Linked DNA regions of Homo sapiens: region 1 is linked to region 2. Evidence: chromatin loops called from intact Hi-C (ENCODE). Cell type or tissue: ovary. All regions are shown on one strand. Each heading gives the region's core, and the rest is flanking DNA. Links, peaks and the distances in the headings are about the cores only. Region 1 overlaps LOC105372760 (a long non-coding RNA gene). Region 2 has its middle 74 kb from the start of LINC01673.

Region 1 (2,931 bases), core at 278-2,777, 670 kb before region 2:
GAATGCAAACTGCCTCTGGATTATTGAGCCTAAGATACATTCTGCTGGGCTATGCTTGCTATCACAGCCTTCCTTGGTCTCCTTCCTCTTCTGGTCCCAACTCCTTCCTCCTTTACTTCTGTCCTGGGAATACTTCAAATAAGCCACTTTACCCCTAAATCCTCATTTCAGTATGATGCTTCTGGGGAATCCAACCCTATATCAGTAATTTTAGGTACTGAAATTGGTTCTAGGAAGCCAACTTTTAGGATGAGACTTAGAATTAAATCACTCAATGCCCAGATGGCAACAGAGAAGCTGTTGTTTGTGGTGAGTGAAGGGATGATATCCTCTGGCCTGCTGTAGCATTAAATTGTTGATATTTTTACCTGTGGTGAGTTGGGATGGAATACAAGTGAAAAGGGATGCACTGGACCACACAGCAGCTATGAAATTTAATACTTTTGTAATTTGATAGTAATTATAAGAAGGATGGGGTTGTTTAGTGGCTGCTAATTGATGTACTGCAGAAAGAAAACACTGTGCTTTGGTTAGTCAATTGCCAGTTCATGGGGAAGAAGGAGATCAAGAATTCTGTTTCACAGATATTTAGTTTGTATCTGAGGGCGATTTTAAGGAGAGTTCATATATCTGCAGATTGGGTCAAAAGCAGAAAAATAAATTTTCAAATCATCCCTCTTTACATGGTATTTAAGACAATTTGTATTAATAAGAGTTAATACTAGCAAACAACACTAAAAGGGATCATCTCAAGAAGAAAAGAATATTGAATGGATGTTGGGTCATTCAAAGAATTGCCAGGATATCTCAGGGAATTGTCAGGAACAAAGAGGGCTGGCAAGAGCCAGAATTGCAAGACCACGATAATGGCACAGATTCTCTCCAAAGAGGACACTGCTACTGCCATGATGCAACTGAGTATCTCAGCTTATACAATCTCTACTTCTAGCTCTGATTCCTGGATGCCACCATAGATAGGCATCTCAGCTACTGGTGCCCTGGATAATGAGTGTAGCTGCAGCTGACATTAGAAAGAATTCCCTATGGACTGTGTTTGTTCTATCTCACAAGCTCCAAATTTGAAGATTGGTGGATTTTTGTGATTAGACAAGCCAAGGCCATGCTGCCTTGTGTCCCACATAAGACACCAGTGCAGCGTGTCCTCTTTGAAACTCAGGATAACGTTTTTGAGATTCAGCCAAACTGTTGCATGTATCATGCAAATTCATTATTTTCTATTTCTGAGTAGTATTCCATTGTGTAGGGACACAACAGTTTGTTTATATCCTAGTATATCCTTGCCTTCATTGAGTTCTCAAAGTTTTTTTTTTTTATAGTTCTCTTTTAGAAGCTGAATAGCTTTAGCTTTAACATTTAGGTTTATGATCCAGTCTGAGAAAATTTTCTGTATATTTAATAGTATGAAATATTGAAGTTTTTTTCCACATAGATATCCATTTGCTTCACTACTATTTTTGAAAAAACGATCCTTTTCCCATTGTATTTCTGTAGCACATTTATTGAAACATAACACTGTGCCCCGCAAATACATACAATTATTATATGTCAGTTAAGAATAAAATTAAAATACAAAAATAAAAGAAAACGACCATATATATGTGTATATACTTCTAAAGTTTCTATTCTGTTCCATTGAGTGATATGTTGATACAATTGACATTATCACCTTTGTGATCACTACAGCTTTGTGGTGAGTCTTAAATTGCATTAGTACACTACCTCCAACTTTTTTCTTTAAAAAAATTTTTCTTGCCTATTCTAATCATTTGAATTTCAAAATAAATATTTGAATCAGCTTATTAGTTAGAAGGAAAAAGCTCTGCTGAAATTATGATTAGAATGATCAATACATCAACTTGGGAAAATTGACTTTTTAATATTGTGTTCTAATGAACATAATATATCTCTTCATTTAATTTTTCATAATTCCTCTCAGCAATGTTTTGTAATTTTTACAATAGAAGTCATGCATTATTTATATCCATAGCTAAATATTTTATGCTATTGAAATTATTTTTAAACATTTCAATATGCCATTATTAGTTGCTAATATATAGAATTATAATTAATTTTTAAAATATTGATCTTCTATCCTATATTCTTACATTATTTTAAATTTATAGCATATTCTGAGTAGATATTTTGTAGCTTCTTTAATTTTTTTTATGCTTATTATCATACTGTCTTCCAGTAAAGAAAGTTTTGTTTTATTCCCAATTTGCTAGGAGCATTTATCATGATTAGTTATTGAATGTTGTCAAATAGTTTTTTCTCCATTTAGTGAGATAGCATATTATTTCTTTCTCTCCTCTGTTAATATCACAAATTACCTTGATTTGCTATTCAACTATTAACCAAACTTGAAATATTGTGATAAGCCCAAATTGGTCATGTGGCACTAAATTTTTGTTTTGCTGGATTTTACTTGCTAATCTTTGGTAAAGACTTTTGTGTTTATGTTTATAAGGTATATTGGTAGTTTTCTTTTTTTTTTATTATTATTTATACTTTAAGTTTTAGGGTACATGTGCACAATGTGCAGGTTAGTTACATGTGCCATGCTGGTGCACTGCACCCACTAACTCATCATCTAGCATTAGGTATATCTCCCAATGCTATCCCTCCCCATTCCCCCCACCCCACCACAGTCCCCAGAGTGTGATATTCCCCTTCCTGTGTCCATGTATTCTCATTGTTCAATTCCCACCTACGAGTGAGAACATGCGGTGTTTGGTTTTTTGTTCCTGCAATAGTTTACTGAGAATGATGATTTCCAATTTCATCCATGTCCCTACAAAGGACGTGAACTCATCATTTTTTATGGCTGCATAGTATTCCATGGTGTATATGTGCCACATTTTCTTAATCCAGTCTATCATTGTTGGACATTTGGGTTGGTTCCAAGTCTTT
Region 2 (2,931 bases), core at 176-2,675:
CTTAATATTTTTGAAAGAAGGAACATTTTATAACCAGAAAATTAAAAATAATATTATTAAATTTGTGATCAATCTATAGACATTTACTTATGGCAGAAGGGTTGCTTGGGAAAATGATTTATCTTCCATCATCGCATATTAATAAGAAACCAGAAAATAGCTTCCTTCTGCCAATCTTGACTGCTAATGATAATTACAATAATTTGTCTGGTCCCAGTTGTGGGAGGAACGCCATGATTTCTTGTAACTCTCTGTGCAATGTCATCAGCTCTCTTAAAAACCCTGAAACTTGTGTGCTATTTCACTTTTCACATTCTTTTCCTTACCCAAAATTACTATAGCAGAGCTAGGTTTCGACCTCCAGTTTTTCTAATTCAAAATCCTATACATTTTTTTTCACTTGTCTCAACTTGAAAAAAACAGCAATGGTAGATGTTTTCCAGGGAAACTGGCATTTGTAGATATTGCAGCCAATTTGTGTGTGTGTGTGTGATGTTACATGTCCATTCACAAGTGGACACAGTTCATGTTTTCACTCAGATGCCCATCTTTAACTCTTTATCCAACTTCAATTGCCTTGCCTGTCTCTTTACATTTTAATTGATCAGTAAATACAACCAATTCTGATTTTGAAAATTGCCTCAGCCTTTTCAGGTCTTCATTTCCTCTGTTATAGAGGAATATCATAGAGGTAAAGTGCTAGTTTCCTAACAACATATTAAAGCTACATACAGTCAACATGACTTGTTGATATTGACCTTGGTCACCTAGTTAAGGTGGTGTTAGGTTTTTCCACTGTAAATTTACTATTTTTCAACTCTTTCCATATTGCACCCTTTGGAAGAAAGTCACTATTAACAGCTCATACTGAAGAAGTGAGTTGTTTTGATTATTTGGTATTCTTCTACAAGGCAGATTTGTTTCTTCTCTACTACCTATTCAATTGTGTATTGATATCTGTATGGACTCAGACATTGATTTTATAATTTGGACCATAATCCAATGCTACTTTGTTTGCTTTGTTGCCCAAATTGTTCTAGCTATGGACACTTGGAGCTTTTTCAGTTTGTTCCTCGGACCCTTTGACATGCCCCCATCATTGTGGGTTTTCTTTTCTTCCTTTTTTTTTTAGGACTTTCTGGCATTATAAGATATAGCCCTAGATTCAACTTGCATATTTCATCTATTTTTAAGTTATTAAATAGCATTTACTTTGTGATCCCATTTGGGGAAATACATGGAATTCAGATGCATGTATTATAATATGGAATAATATCAAACATTAATAGTGGTTATGCTATCTCCGGGTAATCGTACTATTAGTGATTTAGTTTTTCTCTTTATGAATCTTTATTTTTATTATGACATATTACTTGTGTTAGAAATCAATAATATTGGATGATCAGAAAGGAAATAAAAATATTCTGAAGGCAATAATAACTTATTTATAAATCAGTGAAGCCTGTGTCTCTAGACTGACAGGACATGAGGCAATTTTAGAGTGGCAGGTGCCCTCTACTGGTCAGCTGCTCAAACCCTCTATAGACTAAGAGCTGCATCCTTAAAAACAAAAGCCCACCATTTTCTTAGCACTGATATCTCAGGAGGTAAAAAAGTACTTGGGCTTTTGCTAGAGATTACATAGCTACATATCTGAGGGGTCACTACGTGAACTTAAAAATTGACTCCTATAAATGTGAAGTCTGTACTGTGGATTGTGAATTAGAAATGGATATGTGTGAGAACAGGCCTAGAAAAATATCACACATGCTGACTTGCCAATGTTGGACCTCTTGAGTCTAATCTACAAAAAAATCTCCTTGGATGAGAATATTTTGTTCATGACCTCTCTGCTGAGAATGTGACCATGTCTGCTACAGAGCTTAAATAAATAATGCTGAGACTATTCATTACAAAGCTCCCAAGGAGAAAAAAAAAGCAATTTATTTTATGTACTACCTTAATTAAGTTTAAACTGCCTAGTGTGAATTTTTGATGAAGAACAAAGATATAATAAGTGATTTTGCCTAGGGAAGCTCATGTGCTGAGTCAATACTTATTGAGCACAGTTCTCTTTTATATTAGATGCTGCTCTAAGAAGCTGCGTGCAATACAGCATCAGATGTTGCAGAGCTCTGCATATGGGGGGCTTGCACTTGTGAGCAGAAACAAACAATAGGCAATAAACTTGATAAATGAGTAAATGACTTGATTGGTAGCAGGCATAAAGAAAACCACAGTGTATTAAGGGCCACTGGGAGGAGTAGGGGTGGAGATGCAGCCAGCTTGCTGTACTAAGAGAAGAGACAGAGTAGGCCTCTTTAAGAAGGTGATGTTTGAGCAAACTAGCAATACATAAACAAATAAACCTTAAAATTCTTTTTTTTAAATTCTGAGAGTCATCTTTTATATAACAAACTGTAGTTATTTCTAATTCCTCCTAGGATAAAATGAAAAAAATTTAAGGAGGCCTCCAGGGCTTTGTAGATTCCAGCCTCAGCTTGGTTCTCCAGCCCATTTTTAACTAGCCCCTCTTTTTGTTTACTCTGTTTCAAGCATATTGATTTTTGTTTGTTTGTTTTACTTATTTTCTTTAATGACCAAAGCCATTCCCAACTCTGAATCTAAACACCTTTTTCCTCTGCCGGGATTCTGCCCTTGCCACCATTCCTACCCTTTAACTCTCAATTGAAATACCATTACCTCAATAAAACCTTTTCCGGGTCACACCAACCATCTCAAACTAACAACTCCCTGAATTTCACCTTCCAATGTTACCATGGTTATATTTAAATTCCTACGTAGTGAATTTTGTCTTCTCCCAGCCTCTAGCCACACTCTACTCCTGGACCGGAAGCATTTTGAGATCAGGGGCTTCATCTTGACTGTCTTCCCAGCACTTCGTATGGTAGCTCATAGTAGTCGCTTAAT

Evidence for each region. Hi-C counts contacts between places; a loop is a spot of excess contacts. Peaks named below come from ENCODE experiments on the same cell type or tissue, not always from the same donor. Only the 100,000 strongest peaks of a DNase experiment are listed, where the experiment ranks them.
Region 1: a loop joins it to region 2, with 4 times the contacts of the local background. A loop is called at or near these places in 19 of 110 quality-filtered maps.

What each region holds. Positions count from the first base shown.
Region 1 is chr21:26,893,775-26,896,705 of GRCh38, forward strand. The region is part of intron 2 of LOC105372760 (a long non-coding RNA gene); the gene reads left to right. Among named protein-coding and RNA genes, the nearest start is that of ADAMTS1, 50 kb to the left of the region's middle. In ovary, for the core only: no CTCF peak of the experiment used is centred there; no DNase peak of the experiment used is centred there.
Region 2 is chr21:27,563,361-27,566,291 of GRCh38, forward strand. No RefSeq gene overlaps it. Among named protein-coding and RNA genes, the nearest start is that of LINC01673, 74 kb to the right of the region's middle. In ovary, for the core only: a CTCF peak has its summit at 1,518 (motif pointing left); no DNase peak of the experiment used is centred there.